Linked DNA regions of Homo sapiens: regions 2, 3, 4, 5, 6 and 7 are each linked to region 1. Evidence: chromatin contacts called from ENCODE Hi-C or POLR2A ChIA-PET data. All regions are on one chromosome and are shown on one strand. The core of a region is the stretch at or near the end of the contact, and the rest is flanking DNA. Distances in the headings are between cores, read along the strand shown.

Region 1 (2,728 bases), core at 75-2,574:
AGCAGTAATAAATACCTACGCAGGGAGAGGATGTGTGCTTGTCATCTGCCTTCTGGAAAATTAAATACAGGCACAAAGGATTCTTCAGCTACATGTCTGATCCTGCCCTCCACAATACCCGTCTACAGGGATGTTTACAGGGATGTGTTAATCCCCACGTAATGGGGATTGCCTATTGAAATAACCTCCCAGTAAGGATTTTTTTGGGCAAAATATTCTCGTTTGGCAATTTCGACTTACTGATTCTTTTGCAAAGTCAACTTGTTTCTGGGCAAACTTTAAAAATAAACTCCTAAGGTAGCATTTAGCTAGCAGCTAGCACATCCTAAATCGTGTCTAGATTTAACTTACACAATATGTGCTTTGCTTTTTTCCTAATTTGCAACAGAAAATAGTAATCAGCTGGTAGTTTCAGAAATCACCCTTTTGCTGAGTCTTAAATTTTTTTTTATTCCAGGGAAACGTGAAGATTGTGGGGCGCTATTTTTTTTTTTAAAGCAAACCACACAGCATATCTGGCCACCTAAAACACAAAGTGTTTGAAACTAACCGTAAGATTTCCTTTCTGCTCGCCCAACCTGTCACTGGAAACGCAGTATTCATTTGTAACCAGCTTTGGAGCAGGGCTTTTAAAAATAACGTTTTCTTGCTAAAGTCCCCAAAAATCTCTTGATTCTTGGTGGCAATGTCCAGTTGAGTCTTTGCACACACTGTATTTTTGCCAACTGGGTCGCAACTTTGCGAGAACTCCGGGGGACCTCGTAGGAAGCCAGGTTGGCAGTTATTTTTTTCTCCACTTGCCACTAGGTTGCACTAGATTTAGGATGCTGGGGAATATGCGCCATTTAATTTTTAAAAATAAAGTAGGACCATCACGTGACGAGACCCGAGAGAGGAAAAAAAAAAAGCCGAAGGGACAGGGTTTTTCATTGAAATCCCGTTCAAATCGCCTTCCCTCCAAAGCCTGAAAGAGCTGAATTCTATTAAATCCTGGTTGGCAGGTTTTTTCCTCGGGTCCACGTCACGAGCTCATTCTCCGCTTCAAGGTTCCTTTCGACTCCACAACGTGAAGCCAGGGGGAAGGCCTCCTTAAACTGGGGGTTTTCGCCAAAAAAGCCAGGGTCACCCCCCGGGAAAGTCCCTATTTAGGGGTTTATCGGGAGGGGACTGAGCCTGACGAGGCTGCAGGGCCGCGAGGCCCCGCCCCCCCCGGGGTTCCCAGCATGCCCCGCGCGGACAGGACGCGGCGGCGGAGGCGGGGCGAGGAAGGGGCGGGGCGAAGAGGAGAGAAGGGCGTCGGTTTTGCGACAGGGGCGGTGCGGTGCGGAAGCGGAAGTGAAGGGTGCGCTTGGCGGCGGCGGCGGGAGCTGCGGAGTCGGGAATCAAAACAAAGGGCCTGGGGGGGGCGGGGGGAAGGCGGCGGGGCCGGAATGTGAGCGGAGGTGGAGCCGGCGGCAGAGGTGAGTTTGCAGACAGTCCTGCGACCAGACCCCGGCAGGCTCTGCTCCGAGGCCAGCGGGGCGGGACGGAGGACAGTGTCCCCTCTTTCCCCGCCTATTGCTGGTGGGATGGTGGTGGAGAGGGGAGGTTAGCTAACTGGGACGCGCCAGTTGGGCCCCCCACGAAAGAGTTGGCTTGTCTCCCTTTCGGGTCCATTCACTACTGTCACTGTTGGCGCCGCTGTTCCCCTTCGAGGGCATTTGGCTCCCCGCCCGCCCCTGTCTGACCCCTGGTGGGGCCCTCCAGGAGTGAAGTGCACAGCTGGAAGGTTAAGAGAGAAGGAAAGGGGCGGGTGTTTTTGCAACACACTCCCCCCTCCCCGGCCGTTTTGCATTCTCCTCGGCCTTTTAGCAACACATAGGGTGTAGTCTCAGGGTTGACAATGTCTAGGGCTTCAGCCACTCTCACTAGTAGTTGTAACGCGACCTCGTGATACACCTTTTAGAGTTTCTCAAGCACCTTTCCGGTATTACCAAGAGCTGTCCAATTGCATTTGTGTCTTTTGGACTTCTCTGAGCGGTAAATATTCTTCTCTTTTGCATATCGGTGTATTGAAACCTAAACTGTTTTCCTATTTATTAAGCTTTATTCGTTCAACAGTTATTTATTAAAATATGCCAGGCATTGTACTAAGGACAGGAGTTGGAATAGTGGATAAGAAAACATAGTCTCTGCTGTCATGGAGTTTATAGCCTAATGGGGGAGAAAGATAATAAAATAAGCTAAAAAGGCCGTTTTGGACAGAAGAGCTATGGGGGAGAAAACGGTAATGGGATGGGGTGGTGTGGGGTCAAAGACTAGATTGGGTGCTAAGGAAACAACATTTGCTAAATGTTCCCCGTGGATTACCTCATGTAATCCAAACAACGGCCTTGTAAGGTGGTTTCTATTATTATCACACCCATTTTAGAGATGGGATCTGAGGTTCAGAGAGGTTGTGAGTTGTCCAAAGCTGCACCGCAGTCAAATTGGAGACCAAAATGCAGACAGTCGACAGAGCCTATGCTCTCCTCATTGAATTGGTCAAAAGACTTGAAGAGAGTGACAGAAAGGAGACTGTCGCTCAAGTCAAACAGAACCTGCTTTTGGCTACCTAAGTTGCTTCGTGGATGGTATTTGGGAAGTTTTCAGGGTGCAGGCACCTGAAAGTTTTTACTTTTAATCGCTTGTATTGAGCAGTATTGAAGGCACCTTGATGTAGTGGAAAGGGGTGAACAAGCCTAATCTT
Region 2 (2,700 bases), core at 98-2,597, 3.3 Mb before region 1:
TTTTTTCTTTTTGAGACAGAGTCTTGCTCTGTCGCCCACGCTGGAGTGCAGTGGAGCCATCTCTGCTCACTGTGAGCTCCGCTTCCCGGGTTCACGCCATTCTCCTGCCTCAGCCTCAGGAGTAGCTGGGACTACAGGCACCCGCCACCACGCCCGGCTAATTTTTTGTATTTTTAGTAGAGACGGGGTTTCACCGTGTTAGCCAGGATGGTCTCGATCTCCTGACCTCGTGATCCGCCCGCCTCGGCCTCCCAAAGTGCTGGGATTACAGACGTGATCCACCACGCCCGGCCTTCTCTCTTTCTTTTCTTTTTTCCTTTCCTTTCCTTTCCTTTCCTTCCTTCCTCCCTTCCTTCCTTCCTTTTTCTTCCCTCCCTCCTTTCTCTCTCTCTTTTATTTTTTTGAGACAGAGTTTCACTCTTGTTGTCCAGGCTGGACTGCAATGGTCTGATCTCGGCTCACTGCAACCTCGGCCTGCTGGGTTCAAGCGATTCCCCTGCCTCAGCCTCCCAAGTAGCTGGGATTACAGGCGCCCTCCACCATGCCCGGCTAATTTTTGTATTTTTAGTAGAGGCGGGGTTTCTCCATGTTGGCTAGGCTGGTCGGGAACTCCTCACCTCAGACGATCCGCCCACCTCGGCCTCCGAAAGTGCTGGGATTACAGGCGTGATCCACCGCGCCTAGCCCCCAGCTTCTTTCACCAGCAGAAGGCGGGCAAGCCTCAGGGTGAAAGGACTTCAAAGCACATTTCACATTGCAGAGGACAGGGTTTGGTGATCGTGGGTACTCCCTTCCCTTCCATCGTTTAGTTTTTTTCATTGTGAAGAAATGGTAAAAGGTGCCAGGACTCGATGGGCACATTTCAGGTGGAGGTTGGGAAGGTGGATATCCACCTCTCGATCTTACTATTTTCACTTTCCACCCCACCCCGTAGAAAGTGGGAAAACTGGCGCACGTGAATCCAAGGGCACGCCTGTGTGCGCGCGCACCGCAGGGCACCAGCCCCCACCCACACCGCAGGTCCTTGATTGGACGCCTGTTTACACCTGACTGCCCGGCCCTCCGGTGCTTTCCGGGAAGCGTTTGGGAGAAAAGTGTGTGGCCGCAGTAGTGGAGATCCCCTGTCTTAGGATTCGTCACCGCTACGCCCAGACCTCTTCGCCGCCCAAGGGCCTGGGGACGTGGGGGGCGGGGCGGCCTGCTATCGACCCCGCCTCTCTCGGCTCCGCCCCGCCGACAGGACCCGCCTCTCTCCCCAGGCCCGGCGGGCGCCAACCCCGCCCCTCGCTCCCAGCATGCCGTGCGACAGCGGCGGCGCGGCGGGCGGAGCCGGGAGGCGGGGAAGCAGTGGCCGTGTGAGCGTGAGGAGCTGCCGCCACCGCCTGCTCCTCGTCGTCCTCGTCCTCCGGGGCCCCGGCGACGTGGGCCGCGCACGGCCCTGGAAAAGACGTCGCCTCCCCTTCATCCGCCTCTCTCTCACCGCGCCGCTCCCGCCTCCTCGTCCTGCGCTGCGGGCTCAGGCGGAACCCGGAACGGCCGTCCTCTTCCCCCGCCCTCCGCCGCCTCCTCCTTCTCCTCCTCCTCCTCCTCCTCCTCCTTCTCGGCTTCCTCCTCAGCCCCGGGCCGGAGCGGGGTGTCGGCGGCGGCCGGTTCGGGCGGCGACTCGCGCTTCTTTGGGCGGCGGCGCTTGGCCATGTCGTGTCGGGGAAGGTAATGAGCCGCAGAGCCCCGGGGTCTCGGCTGAGCAGCGGCGGCGGCGGCGGCGGCACCAAGTATCCGCGGAGCTGGAATGACTGGCAACCCAGGTGGGTGACCGGCCCGGGACCCCGCCCCGACCTCCCGGGCTCCGCCTCGGGCGGGCCGAGGCCTAGGGCCGCGGGGCTGGGAGGCGCGGCCTAGGCCCTCCACCCCTCGGAGCCGGGCGCGGCTTCCTGGGTCTCCTCCGCCCCGGCTGGGGGAGGAAGGCCGCGGGGAGGCGAGGCCTAAGTGCCTCCCCTCCCTGCTTGTTCAGCCCGGGGCTGGAGCCGAGACCCGGGGCTCCCGGCGGTGGCACTGGCCTGGGGTCGGGACCAGGAGGTGAGAAAGAGGCGGGGGTGGGGGTGGGGGGCATTCCAGTTACAGCCTCCCCCTGACCCCGAGTTGGGAGATGCTGAGAGTCCAGGACCCTCCCTGTTACTCATTCACTTTCTCGGTTCCCCACTCTTTCAGCCGCCACGTGAGAGCTCTTCTAACCTCTGTTCCTTTCTGTGACCCCCACGTGTTAATATTGAAAAAAACAAAACAAAACTCCAGCTAAGGCATTGCTCTGACTCTAGGCAGAACATTCATTAGTGGAGCATGAGATGAGATTGTGTGACTGTTGATGGGATCGACCCACGCTGGTCTTGGGCGATGGAAGTTTTCCCTAAGTGCAAGGCCGGTTACTCTGGTGAATCGTAATTCATACCTGGACACTTGAGTGAACTCTTTGGGCACCCACTTAGAAGTCTAGAGAATTTCCTCATTTATGGAGGATTTGATCTCAGACCGTTTTGGGGCTTAGTGAGATTTGAATATATTAGGAACATTAACTTTTTAAATAAATGTAGTTTCCTGTCTTTTTGATCAATGGGAGGGCAGCTGTGCCTAATTTAGGACTGATTTATTCTAATCTCTCTTAATAAATGCTTGTATTCAGAGTCTGTTTGGAATTTAACCCAA
Region 3 (2,723 bases), core at 84-2,583, 3.7 Mb after region 1:
ATTGTAGAAAATCTGCCAAGGTGTCAAAATCAGAATGAAGATGGCTCACCTCTACCAAGTTCATTTAATGTAACAATGTTCTAACACATTCGAAAGGGCTGTAACGAAGTGAAATAGTCAACGCTAAAAAAAGAAAAGGAACTGAAACTCACAATAGCCATCCCCTGGAAATAGATTTCAAAGATTCACCATCAAACCAACCTGTGTTTTTAAACTCGTCCTTTAATGGTTCAGAGTTTATCTTCCTTAGCAAAAACATTAGCACGAAAACTGCCAAAGAAATTATTAAGCTCAGTCCCAAACAGGTCCAGAGAATCGCATTCGTTCCTTTCACTGAATTGGTCACACCTTTATGAAAAGAACATCAGACAGATAATGAGCTGATAACATAATATTCACATACTTTATTGTTATTATTTATTTATTTATTTTGAGACAAAGTCTTGCTCTGTTGCCCAGGCTAGAGTGCAGTGGCGCGATCTCGGCTCACTGCAACCTCCACCTCCCAAGTTCAAACAATTCTCCTGCCTCAGCCTCCCGAGTAGCTGGGATTACAGACCTGTGCCACCATGCCCAGCTAATTTTTTGTATTTTTAGTAGAGACAGGGTTTCACCAGGTTGGCCAGGCTGGCCTCAAACTGCCGACCTCAGGTGATTCACCCACCTCGGCCTCCCAAAGTGCTGGGATTACAGGTGTGAGCCATCCACCGCACCCGGCTGTCATACTTGATTATTTTGCTAAAATAATGAATTATGGATTGTTTTGATAGCAAAATAATCAAGTATGGATTATTTCCATTCAATCACCTTAATTAATGAACATTGACTTTTAAATTCTAAATATCACTTAATTAGAAGAGCTGATTTTTAAAAAAAATCTATGTTGCTAATAGTGCTGAATCATATCAAGTTCAGTTCCAAATAATTACTTTGTTTCCATAAACATTAAAATCACTGCCTTGCTTCCTTTCTCTTTTTGATTCAAGAAAACTCACCATCATGCCCATTATGTTGATTCTCTGAATAAGCAGTCCATATAGACAGAATAGTTCACACCAATGAATAATCGTTCAAGCAATATTACTTACTTGCATTACAATAACGCTGACATGTTAGAGGAGGAGTATTAGAAGAACATCGAAGTTGACAAGGTATGCAAGCATGCAACAAACTGTCAAAATATTCATTTTGGGAGCACTGCCCAGCCATCTGCAACATGATCACAAAAAGAAAACAAGGGAGCTACAGAAAGAACAGCCTGGAAGGACAAGTAATATCTCTACAAGAATTCCAGAGCAAATGCAGCAAGAGCAGCTAGAATGTTGAGAACAATGAACTTCGCCTGCTTCGTGGGTTCTTACGGGGGCTGTCTGTGTCTTCGCGGCAGCTAAGGATTTGAATACCACATCTAATTCAAGTTTCTAAGTTTGAGTCTTGGATGGGGTAAGAGACAGGGTGTAAATATCAGGGCATATCACATCTGAAACAGAAACTGCTTATTTATAGAAGAAATTTCTCAGCCAGGTGACAGTTGCAAGATGCAGACAAGCCCACAGCATCAAGCCGAATGTTCAGTAACAGTTTCTGGAACATCTGTTAATAAGCTGTACTCTGTGAGAGGTGCCAGGGAGATAGACAAGACAAGGTCTGTGCTGTGCCCCTTAAGATCTTAACATTGAGGCCAGCTGCAGGGGTTCACACCTGTAATCCCAGGACTTTGGGAGTCAAAAGGCAAAAGGATTGCTTGAGCCCAGGAGTTCAAAATCAGCCTGGGCAACATGGCGAAACCCTGACTTTACAAAAACATTTTAAAAAGTAGTCTGGTGTAAGCTGGGCGCCGTGGCGCTCTCCTGTAATCCCAGCACTTTGGGAGGCCGAGGCAGGTGGATCACTTGAGGTCAGGAGTTCCAGAACAGCCTGGCCAACATGGTGAAACCCCGTCTCTACTAAAAATACAAAAATTAGTCAGGCATGGTGGCAGGCACCTATGATCCCAGCTACTCAGGAGGCTGAGGCAGGGAGACGTGCTTGAACCCAGGAGGCGGAGTTTGCAGTAAGCCAAGATCAGGCCACTGCGCTCCAGCCTGGGTGACAAAGCAAGACTCTATCTCAAAAAAAAAAAAAATTCTACAGGAAGATCAGAGGTGATGCACTAAGGAAGACGCACAATGCCACTGACAGAAAAAGAGACATTTAGGGTAAGAGCTCGTGGAAAGAGGGCTGAGAGGAAGATAGGTTTGGGGTATTATAATAATAATACAATAATCTATGTTCCATTGTTGAAAATTTAGAAATACAGATGAGCAGATAAAACCATTTTAAAAATCCACAGTCCAAGCATCCAGAAGTCATCACCGCTAACACCTGGTGTATCCCAGAAGTTGCAAACAGACCTGCCGATGCGATGTCTTTTGTTTCACCGATCCCTGAATTCTAGATAGATACATTTATATAGTGCATTTTTCTGTTTACATAAATGGATCACTTGAATTTGCCTTTTTTTTTTTTTTTGACAGAGTCTCACTCTGTCTCCCAGGCTGAGTGCAGTGACACAATCACAGCTCACTGCAGCCTCCACCTCCTGGGTTCAGGTGATCTGCCCACCTCAGCCTTCCAAGTAGCTGGGACTACAGACATGCGCCAGCACGCCTGGTAAGTTTTGTATTTTTTGTAGAGATGGGTTTTTGCCGTGTTGCCCAGGTTGCTCTCAAACACTTGGGGTC
Region 4 (2,700 bases), core at 75-2,574, 3.9 Mb before region 1:
CAAAAATTTTAAACGTTAGCCGGGTGGGGTGGCGCGAGCCTGTGATCCCAGCTACTCGGGAGGCTGAGGTCGGAAGATCGCTTGAGCCCAGGAGGTCGACGTTGCAGTGAGCCATGATTGCACCACTGCATTCCAACCTGGGCGATAGAGTGAGACTGTCTGAAAGAAAAAAAAAAAAAGGCTGAATCCTAGATGCCAACTGGAAGGCTTAAGACATCTATCCCCTTTTGCAAATCAGTGGGAAAATGCACTAAAGGAAAAAAAGGTAACAGAAAAATCCCTGAATATTTTTGCAAAGTTCTCTACATAAAAATGTTACCAGCCCTCCAAAATATGTCCAGGGGCCCCTTTTCACTCCCTAACTCGGCTTCATGGTCTATCTCTCTTACCCTCCTTCCAGTGCCTGTTTTTGCATATGTAAAATGGGGGTTTTAAAAGTGCCTATCACAAGGGTGGTTGTGAGGCACAGTTGAGGTAACTCCTGTACAGTGCCTGGTACAAAAGCCCTTAGCAGAAGTAAGATTAGGGGGAGGAGGAGTGAAAATGTCACAAATCACTGGGGAGGCCTTTATGTCAGTCCCCACCCTGCCATTAACTGCTTAATTCACCTATCCTCAGTTTCCGCATCTATGAAATAAGGGAATCCTTAAAACCCCTTCCAGTTTTATAATCCGATTGTGCCTTCTTTGCTAGGCTCTTCCAGTCCCCCAGAATCTGGAAAATAAAGTCGATTGAAATCAGTCTCCTGATAGTAACTGTTAGGCTGTATTGAGAATGAGATAAGCATATAAAGTGTTTGCTCGTCAAGTACCTGGGACATGGTAAGTGCTCTGTAAACGTTAGGTGTACTTGCTAACTTTTATTTCCTCCCACAAGAATGTGAATCCCATAAGAGCAAAAACCCTGTAGGTCCTGTTCAACTGTGTCCGGAGCACCTGGACCGGTATTTGGCACATCTTGAATTGAACTGAACTGAACTGAATTGAATTGAATTGAATTGATAGTCTAAGCATCCTGCCTCTCCAGGTTCCCTGGAATTCAGTTTCCTCAAGGGCAGATAAAGGAGTCACTAAAATCCCTTCCAGTCCTACAGCTTTAGGATGGTTCTTATCCCTCCTTTTCTCGCCTAGGAGTCTGAACGCCCAGGTTGAAGTTCAGACCTCGGAAAACCCTAACCCACCTTAGATTTGGAACGTGAGCCTGGGGCCTGGGGCCTGGGCCCTCCCCCGTTGCCATGGAGCGGCTCCGCCCACTGGCGCTGCGAATCCCGATCCCTGATTGGCTGGGCGGCCGACTCCCTCTCTGGATGTGTCTGCTGCCGCCATTGTGCGGCGCTGGTCCCCTCAGAGGGTTCCTGCTGCTGCCGGTGCCTTGGACCCTCCCCCTCGCTTCTCGTTCTACTGCCCCAGGAGCCCGGCGGGTCCGGGACTCCCGTCCGTGCCGGTGCGGGCGCCGGCATGTGGCTGTGGGAGGACCAGGGCGGCCTCCTGGGCCCTTTCTCCTTCCTGCTGCTAGTGCTGCTGCTGGTGACGCGGAGCCCGGTCAATGCCTGCCTCCTCACCGGCAGCCTCTTCGTTCTACTGCGCGTCTTCAGCTTTGAGCCGGTGCCCTCTTGCAGGGCCCTGCAGGTGCTCAAGCCCCGGGACCGCATTTCTGCCATCGCCCACCGTGGCGGCAGCCACGACGCGCCCGAGAACACGCTGGCGGCCATTCGGCAGGTGAGACCCCCACGTTCGCGCCCCTCGGTCCTCCCGAGAGCTCGGACTTCTACTTTTCCTTCCCAGGGTTCCCCGATCTTCTCAGGACGGCCTTCCCACTTCCTCATTCGTCCACAAGGCACACTCCCGGCCCTTGATCGCTCCCAGTGTCTAGGGATCTCCGGACTTGAGGTTTTATATTTACAGAAGACAGCAGATATGTATATAGTTTCTGTGCGCCTGACGCTAAGGTTACATACAGCCAGGAACAAGGTCAAAAGTGTCCCTGGTTTACAGAGTGTACATCGGAATGGGGGAGGCAAGCCTTAAACAAGTAAACACATAAATGAGATAACTTTAAGAGAGTGAAAGGTGCAATGAAGAAATCGGGGGAACTCGAAGGAAAGAGTTACGCTATTTTATTTAGATGGAATAGTCAAGAGAAATCGTCTCCGAAGAAGCAACATTTGAACAGAAACCGGAATTATAAGGAGCCAGGCAGGTGCAGAAGGTCCTGAGATGGGAATAATATAGGGGTGTTCAGGTAACAGAAGAGGCAGTGTGTGGCCTGACTTCAAGGAAGAGAACAAAGACTGGTGTGTGAATGAAGTAGAAAATGGGTCAGGTCAAATAGGTTCTTGGTCAGTAATTGAGGTTAGTCTAAATAGATCACCCTTCACAAGACATACGTTTGCTTGTCTTGTAAATCACTTGAGTCATTTCCTTATCACCTTTTCCCCAGACACACACATTCGCACTCGCACAACCCTGGCAGCTGGACTCACATCAGTTTCTGCCCCCTCCTTTTCACAAGGCACTCCTGAAACTTTTGATACCTCCCAGCTCTTGGCATTCTCCTAGCTTCATAATAATGACAGCTTACAGAGAGGGCTTTTCAGTGGATTAGGCACTTTTGCATCTGTGTAAATATATCTGATTCTCTTCTTTTTTATTTTTCTCTCTCTTCTTCCTTCCTTCTTCTTCTTTTTTTTTTTTTTACTTT
Region 5 (2,700 bases), core at 117-2,616, 3.4 Mb before region 1:
TTTCCCAACACTTGCTAATTTCCCCTTTGTAACAGAAAGACAGTATTTAATACAATTTCATAACTTTTTAATTTGTTTGTTTTTTTTTAATGATTACTCACCCATTTGTGGCAAGTGGCACTGGCTTCCCATTCACCATAAGGATTTTGTTTCAAGGAAATTAATTTAATTTTTAAATGGGACATAGCTATACAAAAAAACACATCTAGTAATCAAAAGTTCAAGCAGTACTGCCATTAGGCAAAAATCCCGAAAGTGGTACACGGTAATTTAACGTTGAGAAAACGACTTCATGAAATTTCTTTTTTTTTTTTTTTTTTGCGCGGGGGAGACAAAGTCTCGCTCTGACGCCCAGGTTGCAGTGCAGTGGTGCAATCTCGCCTCAAAGCAATCTCTGCCTCCCGGGTTCAAGCGATTCTCCTGTCTCAGCCTCCTGAGTAGCTGGGATTACAGGCACCTGCCATCACGCCTGGCAAATTTTTGTATTTTTAGTAGAGGCGGGGTTTCACCATGTTGGCCAGGCTGGTCTCAAACTCCTGACCTCAGGGGATCCTCCAGCCTCGGCCTCCCAAAGTGCTGAGATTATAGGCCGGAGCCACCGCGCCCGGGCTCATGACAATTTTCTAAGGCAGCACAGATGAAACAAGGAAAGCAGGAACCAGGGTCCAAAACCATGTCTCTCTACTCTAAATTCGATGCTCCTTCCACTACACTGATGGCTTTCACAGTTTACAGTGCATGCAAATCACCTAAAGGTCCTGTTCACAGATCACAGATACCGACCAAGTAGGTCGGGGTGGGGCCCGAGAATCTGTATTTCTAGCGAGCGCCCAGAAGTAGCGGAGGCTGCTGGTCGTCGGGCTACCCTTTGCCTGGCAAGGCCCTGGGCAAAGACTACAAAGAGAGAGACTCCCGGAGACGCTGAATTTTCAGTGTCGCCAACTGTCCTCGACTCGGAACGCTGGCCGCACCTGCCGTGACATCACTGCACAGGGGTGCAATTGCGTCACTCCCCAGGCGTCACTGCCGAAACAACCCCTGTCCTCCTGTCACTCTCGCCGCTAACTACAGACCCCGCCCCGCCCGCCAGCGCCCCGGAGGCCGAAGTCACGCAGTCGCGCTCCGTCGCAGGCCTGTGACGTTACGAACCTCTCCCCCGTGACCTCTTCGACCCAAACCTCAAGCGAAAATTCCCTAGCTCGCTAGACCGGCGCAGGACTGTGACTGCGCGCCTCCTTTTACCTGAGAGGGACCGCCGGGCCCCCGGGCGCAGCCGCCAAAGGCGGGGAGCCGCCGCCGCCCCGGCGCAACTCATTGCCGGAACTAAAAAAAGCAACCACTTCGTTGAACGGAACTGGCCAATAGTGCCCTTGGCTCGGACTGATGACGCACAGCAGACGTAAGGAAGGCTCAGCTCGCCCGCGCACCGGTGGGAACGCCCCCTAGCTCTGCGCTAGGGGTTAGATTGGTTAGATACGACAAATAAAAAGATTTTATTGGGTGGGGTCACTGTCAATCACTCGGAAGACCAAGGCCAAGGCGCCTTGGGTTGCCAGGGAGATGAAAATGCTAAATTGCTGTTTAGAAAGATCAGGACAAGGTTATGATTTCTCACCCAAGTTCCTGGGGAAAAGGATCATGAGGGAATTACTTATTAACAAGGCACGGTATTTCCTGCTTTACCTACGTGGAAGGAGATTTTTTTTTTTATTTGTATCCTACATCTACTTTAAAATAGTAAGCCTGGGCAACATAGCGAGACCCCGCCTCTACAAATAATTTTAAAAATTAGCCGGGTCTGGTGGAGCACACCTGTAGTCCCAGCTACTCGGGAGGCTGAGGTGGGGGGATAGCTTGAGCCCGGTAGCTCGAGGCTGCAGTCAGCCGTGATTCTGCCACTGCACTCTAGCCTGGGCCCTGTCTGAAAAATAAATAAATAAATAAAATTATATGTATATCTAAATTACATGCACCACATGGTTAATGGTGTTATATAGTGTTATCTCTATTGGTGGGCTGAAAGCCAACTTTAAACTTCTTCCCGGTCTTTTCTCTATTTTCAGAAACAGAGAACATGTTTTATCCTTGGTATCCACCTTAATGTACTGTGTGCATGTATGCATGTATATTTGTGCAAATTGGAATTTTTTGAGAAGGGAGGGGAAATTTAGCAACATACTTTAAAAAGATCATATAATACAGCAGTCTTACTTTTAGGAATCTACTCAACGAAATAATTTTTAAATGAGTAATGTACATGAGGGCAAAAATCAAAGATGCGTGTCTGCAAGGATATACAACGTTTAATATTGGCAACATCAGGGGGCTGGAACTGGGAGAAGGGAGCTTTCACTTTCTACTTTACACCCTTGGATTATTTATATACTTTATCCAAGTTTACCATAAAATATTTTAAGATGGAATACAATTGTAAAATTATTGAATTCAAGTTTTTAGTTTTTATATCACTCTAGTGTTCAAATTGACACACCAAAATAATTTAAAATTATGATGAACCCAAATACTACTTAGTGAGGATGTTGTAGCACTCTCATGTAAAACTACTGAGTGTCTGAATCTGGCGCTCAAAAGCCTTAAAATGTTCAAAACCTTTGCTGTAATACCACTTCTAGGTCTCTGTTTCCTTTTTGTTTTGTTTTTTGTTTTTGTTCTTTTTAAATGGAGTTTCACTCTGTCGCA
Region 6 (2,700 bases), core at 89-2,588, 4.1 Mb before region 1:
CCACACTTTTTTTTTTTTGGGGATGGAGTCTCGCTCTGTCACCCAGGCTGGAGTGCAGTGGCGCAAACTCGGCTCACTGCAACGCCACCTCCCTGGTTCAAGCAATTCCCTTTCCTCAGCCTCCCAAGTAGCTGAGATTATAGGCGCACACCACCACGCCCAGATAATTTTTTTTTTGTATTTTCAGTAGAGACGGGGTTTCACCGCGCTGTTTCAGGCAGCTTAGGTAGTGATGGTGGCCACACGAATGAAAAATCTGAGTCCTTGACCTTGAGGAGCTTATGGTCTAGTGGAGGAAAAAGAAAACATCCCACCCAACATTATTCATTAAGAACTAGCGCTTACGTAGCTCCTTCTGTAAATCGAGCAGTTTGTGTTTTTTTTTCCCCAATAATCCTTTTGCCCTCCTAAAATCAGGCAGTTTGCTAAGCACTTTTTGTGACTATCTGGTTCCATCTTCTTAACACCATCGAAATAGGTGCCATTATTATGCCCACTTTGCAGACAGGGTCATAAGTTAAATAATTTGCCCAACCTAAGTAACAAATACTGAGTAGAGCCACAAAGGAAGATGTGCTCAACTCCGCCTGGGGAGGTTAAGGAAGGTTTGAAGCAAGAAGGGACTAAAACCCGTTTGTCCACACCATGGTTACTGAACGTGTGGGCCACCGACTACCTACGTTAGGATTACCTGGGGTGCTCTTTTAAAAAGTGCAGATTCCCTGCATCCCAATTTGAAGCTCTGTGGGCGGGGCCTGGGAACCTCCGTTTATAACAAGATCCCCACCCCGGCCCCCGCCCCAGCAATTCCTTTCGGTTCACTAACCGAGGTTTAAGAACCAATGGTCCACACCGCATGGTTCTCTTTATTCAGCTTTCCCTCGCCGTTCCCTTGCCTTTAACCTCACTACGGATCGCGATTGGAGTCCGCGCTGCGTAACCTCGGGCCAGCCTCTCCGAGCCTCAGTTTCCCCATGCGTAAAATGCGGAGCCCGGGCCCGCGGAGCCGCTGCCCGGCGGCCCCGCCCGTCAGCCGACAGGCGCACAGTGGGCGCTCCCCAAACGCGGCCCCCGTCCGGCCGCCCGGGTCCCGCCCCTCTCGGCCAGCCCAGGTTTCCTACCCTTGCAGATCTGCTCCCACAGATTCTTGCTTGACGGCTCGGTGACCTGCCACGACGAGACAGGCAGCTCGCGGGACGCGAGAGACACGGTGGGCACCGGCGTCCGGGTGAACGACGAGTCTGTAGAGCAGCTGGGCTTGAGGCGCACTATGTGGCTGGGGATTTGCCGCGGTGCCGCCATGGCCGCGGTTTCCACGGTAACCGCGTTCGCCGGAAGGCCGCGACCCGGAAGAAGCCGGAACCCGAGAGGGTGGGCCGGCGACTCGAAGTGGACTTCCGGGTCACGGCGGAGCTGGCTCTCACGTGGAGGCGGGGAAATTTCGCCCACCGGTGAGTGCCAGGGCGCGTTGCAGGCGGGCCGGCGCGGGGTGTGGAGATTGCACCAGAGGAAGTGCGCGGCGGGGAAGATGGGGAAATGCGGTCCACCCACATCCCTGAATCCGACCCCTCCAGTCGGTGTGCGCCCGCTCCGGCCTGAGGCCGCCGCCTCCAGAAAGTTTTCCCGCCTCAGAGCCGGCCCTGGGACCCCACGTAATCCCTCCCAGTCTGTTGATGCGGAGGCTTGGGCCCATGGGAGCCTTGGAGGTACGGATCTTACTTCCTGGCTCCCGCGCGTCCTGCTGGTGATCCTGCCGGGGGAGTGGGGTGTTGCTGCACAGGCTTTGGAGTCCTGTGGGCGGAATTCCAGTCTCCGTTTTCCACTTGCTGGCTTTGGAACCTAGGGCAAGTGAATTATTGTAGTCTCTGGAGCTTGCGAGGTCGGGTATTCACAAAGATCTTCACAAGGCTGTCCCTGGAATTTAAAAGCGGTTTTGGAGAAAGCGTTTGCGTTTGCAGGAGATGCACTGTAACGTTCTTTTCCTTTCTCCTTGAAAGAGTGAATGCATTTGGTCGCAGGGCTAAAGAGGAGGATGCTATACTTTTCTAAATGGCAAGAGATGGGGAGAGAAGGGGATTAAGAGTTGACCCGCAACCTCCCGGTGGATTCTTTGTTCTTACCAGATCTCTTGGCCACTCCCCTATTCTGAAGTCGTCTTGGCTCTCTTGACTGCTCCCCTATTCTGAAGTCGTCTTGGCTCTCTTGACTGCTCCCCTATTCTGAAGTCGTCTTGGCTCTCCTGACTACACTATTTCAAGGTTTGCACCTTCTTCTTTGCAAGCTCCTTTATCTCTGCCCACTTATTTAAATGCCAATACAATAGTCCCCCTCCCCCATTATCCGCGGGCAGTACGTTCCTAAACCCCCAGTGGATGCCTGAAACCACAGACAGTACCGAACCCTAAATATAACTGTTTTTTCTTGTGTATACTATCTATGAGAAAGTTTATAAATTAGGCACAGTAGGGCCGGGCGTGGTGGCTCATGCCTGTAATCCCAGCACTTTGGGAGGATGAGGCGGGCGGATCACCTGAGGCCAGTAGTTGGAGACCAGCCTGGCCAACATAGTAAAACCCCGTCCCTACTAAAAATACAAAAATTAGCCGGGCGTGGTGGTATGTGCCTGTAATCCCGGCTACTCGGGAGGCTGAGGCGTGAAAATTGCTTGAACCCGGGAGGTGGAGGTTGCAGTGAGCCGAG
Region 7 (2,700 bases), core at 100-2,599, 3.8 Mb after region 1:
AAAAGGTCATAGGAGGACACAGTGAGAAGGCAGCTGTTTGCAAGCCAGGGAGAGAGGCCTCACCAGAAACCAGCCCTGCCGGCACCCAGACCTTAGATTTGCAGCCTCTAAAACTGTGAGAAAATAAATTCCTGTTGTCTAAGCTGCCTGGTCTGGGGTATTTTGTCATGGCAGCCTGAGCTAATACTCTGGTTTGTAAATCTACGTCACCCAGACCCCTGGAAGAGCTACTGTAGCTAGAGTCCCCACTTCCCCTCTTGTCTCTCCTACAGCCCAATCTCTGCATAGTAGCAGGAGAGAACTTTCTAAAATATAAATGAGACCTCGGAACTCCCAATTCAGACTCAATGAATGACCCCCTTCCACACAAAACTCCAAATTAAACATGGCGGCCCCCCTGTGTCACAGATCTTTCTCCCCTCTGGCACACATCAGCTATGCAGGCCTTTCCTGTTATCCAGACACCGAACTCCAGCTTCAGGGCTTTTGCACTCATTTCCCCTCTGCCTGCGGCACACTTCCCCGAACACGGTTGCATGGCTGTCACCTCCTCAGAGGCTTTCCCAAAAGCTCCTGTCACATCCTCCTGCTTGAATTTCTTTGGTCTTCACCGACCAAAATGGTCTTCTTTGGGCTCTTGTGGGTCCTGATCTCCGCCCTCCATCCCATGGGGCAGGGACCCTGCCTCGCCCACTGCTGAGCTGAGCATTTTACAAGAAGCCGTGCCCGCAGCGGGGCACCTGGCCGTAAAATGCAGATGGACGAGGCGGCATTTGGGCTGGGCCCTGAAGGACAGGGATCCAGGCCTTCCAAGAGCCGGCAGATGGAACTGGAGGGAGGCTGTCTTTGGATCCCCGGCTGCCGTGGGGCTCCGCGCCTCCGTTCCTCATATGTAGGAATGAAGACAATCACGGTTGTTCTGAGGATGCAGGGTTACTCTTCGCAGAGCAGGGCGCCCCGGTTGAGGGCTCGTCAAGCTAAGCAGGCTCCAGGGTGGGCTTCCCGATGCCGACTCTAGCTCCTCTCCCCGCTGGACGCTGTTCTACCTCCTAGCGCTTCTGCTCAGGCCGCGGCCCAGGCGAGGCCCCAGAAAACCCCGGTGCTGGTTAATCAGTCTTGAGTCCGAGCGCGTCCAGTGCGCAACGTGGCCTTCCCATTGGCTCACCCAGTGGGCCGCGCGTCGACGCCGGGGCTCCGGATTGAACGGCGCGCCCAGGTCCCTGCCCCCAGTCAGACGTGGCGCCACCGCCCCCAGCCCGTAGCTCCGGCGCAGCCAATGGCGGCGTCTCCCGGGCGGCAAGCGCGGCCTCCCGCCGCTAGAGGGCGCCGCCGCGGGCGCAACCGAGCCGCTGCCGCCGCCGCTAACCGAGGGAGAGCTGCGAGCGAGCACCCAGGCCCCGCCGCCGCCGCCGCCACCGCTGCCCGCCTGCCGCCGCCCGCCTCCGCCTGCCTTCTGCCGCCGGCCGGCGCGTCGTCCCCACAGGTAGGGGTAGGGGGACGCCGCCGGGCATGAAGGAAACGCGCGCGCCCGCGCCCCCGCCCCCCCCGCGCGCGCCGCCGCCTCGTGCTCGCGCGCGGCCGTTAACGGACGGCGGGCGGGGCGGGGGAGGGGCGGCGGGGTCCGGGGCCCGCGGACCCGAGAGGACCCTGAGAGGAGCCGGGCCGGGGCCTGTGCGCGCGGAGGGACGGGTGGGCGCGCCGTCCCCTTCCCCCACCGAGAATAACGTGACCCACTTCTGCCTGCCATTCCCTCGGCAAAATGTCTCCTTTTTGGTGATTTCACTAAAAAAAAATTTTTTTTTTGGTTATTTCTGTCTGCTCTGGTGATCGCGGGGATCCCGATTCAGCGTCTTGGGCTTGGGGGCGGGAAGGATGCCGGCGGAGAGCTTGGCGCATTAATTTGGGGCTCATCCGTCTTTTTTACCCCCCTTTCTGATTTTTTTATTTTTTCGCGCGGGGTGCAGCCCTGGGCCGGGCGGGGAGAGGCCTTGGGGTCCGCGGAGGCGGGGGCGCCGCCCGGGAGGACCGGGACCGGGACCTGTCAGTTCCCATTAGCGGGGCTTCCGGTCAGGCCTGGGCAGCAAAGGGGTGGGGCCGCCTGAGGCCCGGCCGGGGCCTCCGAGGTCGAGCCTGAGTCGGGACTGGGTGGATTTGCCAGGAGTTGGGTATTTTCCTGTCCCCACCTGTCTAGGGATGAAAAGGAGTTGCCCGTGTTCGGTATTGAACCACGAAGGACCTTGCCATGCCCAGTACGGTGGCCACTGACCCCCCGCCGTTTGGGACGATGGAGCCCACGAAATGGGGCCAGTTTCAGTTGCGGTCCCAGCTGTGAAACGTACATCTGATTTTAAAAACTTCGGATGAGAAAGAAAGTAAAAGATGTCATTGGTAATCTTTTATACTTAAATGCATGTTGAGATGGTCATGTTTGGGACAAATTGGATTAACGAAAATAGATCATTAAAATTAATCTTGGCAGGATGCAGTGGCTCATGCCTGTCATCCCAAAACTTTGGGAGGCTGAGGCAGGAGGATCGTTTGAGTGCAGGAGTTCAAGACCAGCCTCAGCAACATAGTGAGACCCCTGTCTCTACAAAAAATACAAAAAATTAACTGGGCGTGGTGGCGCACGCCGGTAGTCAGCTACTCGGGAAGCTGAGGTGGGAGAATCTGCTACTCGGAAGGCTGGGGTGGGAGAAT

Evidence for each region. A loop is a pair of places that touch in the nucleus more often than their neighbours do. ChIA-PET counts read pairs that join two places held with the same protein, here RNA polymerase II (POLR2A). Pooled maps may share reads with other maps.
Region 2: a pooled map shows a loop between it and region 1 (20-fold over the local background). The contact joins the promoter of SMG1 here to the promoter of MARF1 in region 1. A Hi-C loop is called at or near these places in 1 of 168 maps with a recorded cell type or tissue (CD8-positive, alpha-beta T cell), 1 of 37 single-sample maps with no recorded cell type and 10 of 50 pooled maps.
Region 3: a pooled map shows a loop between it and region 1 (7-fold over the local background). The contact joins the promoter of TNFRSF17 here to the promoter of MARF1 in region 1. A Hi-C loop is called at or near these places in 1 of 37 single-sample maps with no recorded cell type and 2 of 50 pooled maps. POLR2A ChIA-PET finds 5 or more read pairs at or near these places in 1 of 52 experiments (B cell).
Region 4: a loop to region 1 is called in a map of CD8-positive, alpha-beta T cell, with 12 times the contacts of the local background. The contact joins the promoter of GDE1 here to the promoter of MARF1 in region 1. A Hi-C loop is called at or near these places in 2 of 168 maps with a recorded cell type or tissue (CD4-positive, alpha-beta T cell and CD8-positive, alpha-beta T cell), 4 of 37 single-sample maps with no recorded cell type and 9 of 50 pooled maps.
Region 5: a loop to region 1 is called in a pooled map, with 27 times the contacts of the local background. The contact joins the promoter of COQ7 here to the promoter of MARF1 in region 1. A Hi-C loop is called at or near these places in 11 of 50 pooled maps.
Region 6: a loop to region 1 is called in a pooled map, with 10 times the contacts of the local background. The contact joins the promoter of IQCK here to the promoter of MARF1 in region 1. A Hi-C loop is called at or near these places in 5 of 50 pooled maps. POLR2A ChIA-PET finds 5 or more read pairs at or near these places in 2 of 52 experiments (CD4-positive, alpha-beta T cell and activated CD4-positive, alpha-beta T cell).
Region 7: a map of mammary epithelial cell shows a loop between it and region 1 (13-fold over the local background). The contact joins the promoter of ZC3H7A here to the promoter of MARF1 in region 1. A Hi-C loop is called at or near these places in 1 of 168 maps with a recorded cell type or tissue (mammary epithelial cell) and 8 of 50 pooled maps. POLR2A ChIA-PET finds 5 or more read pairs at or near these places in 1 of 52 experiments (GM12878).

What each region holds. Positions count from the first base shown.
Region 1 is chr16:15,641,750-15,644,477 of GRCh38, reverse strand. MARF1 (meiosis regulator and mRNA stability factor 1) reads left to right here and starts at 1,324. Exons shown (of 27, transcript NM_014647.4): 1 at 1,324-1,460. It overlaps MIR484 (microRNA 484), which reads right to left and starts at 1,184; the gene lies at 1,106-1,184. It also overlaps a transcript of NDE1 not described here.
Region 2 is chr16:18,925,055-18,927,754 of GRCh38, reverse strand. SMG1 (SMG1 nonsense mediated mRNA decay associated PI3K related kinase) reads left to right here and starts at 1,347. Exons shown (of 63, transcript NM_015092.5): 1 at 1,347-1,805. The coding sequence starts at 1,714. It overlaps SMG1-DT (SMG1 divergent transcript), which reads right to left and starts at 1,568. Exons shown (of 2, transcript XR_001752094.2): 1 at 1,481-1,568. RefSeq lists enhancers at 254-867, 868-1,480 and silencers at 1,166-1,505, 1,536-2,125.
Region 3 is chr16:11,963,820-11,966,542 of GRCh38, reverse strand. It overlaps TNFRSF17 (TNF receptor superfamily member 17), which reads right to left and starts at 1,333. Exons shown (of 3, transcript NM_001192.3): 1 at 1,089-1,333; 2 at 202-348. The coding sequence starts at 1,218. It also overlaps a transcript of NPIPB2 not described here. RefSeq lists enhancers at 1,106-1,545, 1,666-1,785.
Region 4 is chr16:19,520,722-19,523,421 of GRCh38, reverse strand. It overlaps GDE1 (glycerophosphodiester phosphodiesterase 1), which reads left to right and starts at 1,324. Exons shown (of 6, transcript NM_016641.4): 1 at 1,324-1,718. The coding sequence starts at 1,458. RefSeq lists a silencer at 1,363-1,532 and enhancers at 1,643-1,812, 1,123-1,857, 1,983-2,042.
Region 5 is chr16:19,066,280-19,068,979 of GRCh38, reverse strand. COQ7 (coenzyme Q7, hydroxylase) reads right to left here and starts at 1,366. Exons shown (of 6, transcript NM_016138.5): 1 at 1,243-1,366. The coding sequence starts at 1,315. It overlaps COQ7-DT (COQ7 divergent transcript), which reads left to right and starts at 1,289. Exons shown (of 3, transcript NR_119381.1): 1 at 1,289-1,399. RefSeq lists an enhancer at 1,003-1,152 and a silencer at 1,183-1,342.
Region 6 is chr16:19,716,909-19,719,608 of GRCh38, reverse strand. It overlaps IQCK (IQ motif containing K), which reads right to left and starts at 1,338. Exons shown (of 9, transcript NM_153208.3): 1 at 1,122-1,338. The coding sequence starts at 1,302. It overlaps KNOP1 (lysine rich nucleolar protein 1), which reads left to right and starts at 1,382. Exons shown (of 5, transcript NM_001012991.3): 1 at 1,382-1,451. RefSeq lists an enhancer at 1,129-1,458.
Region 7 is chr16:11,795,907-11,798,606 of GRCh38, reverse strand. ZC3H7A (zinc finger CCCH-type containing 7A) reads left to right here and starts at 1,349. Exons shown (of 23, transcript NM_014153.4): 1 at 1,349-1,483. RefSeq lists silencers at 1,066-1,475, 1,958-2,117 and an enhancer at 1,113-1,650.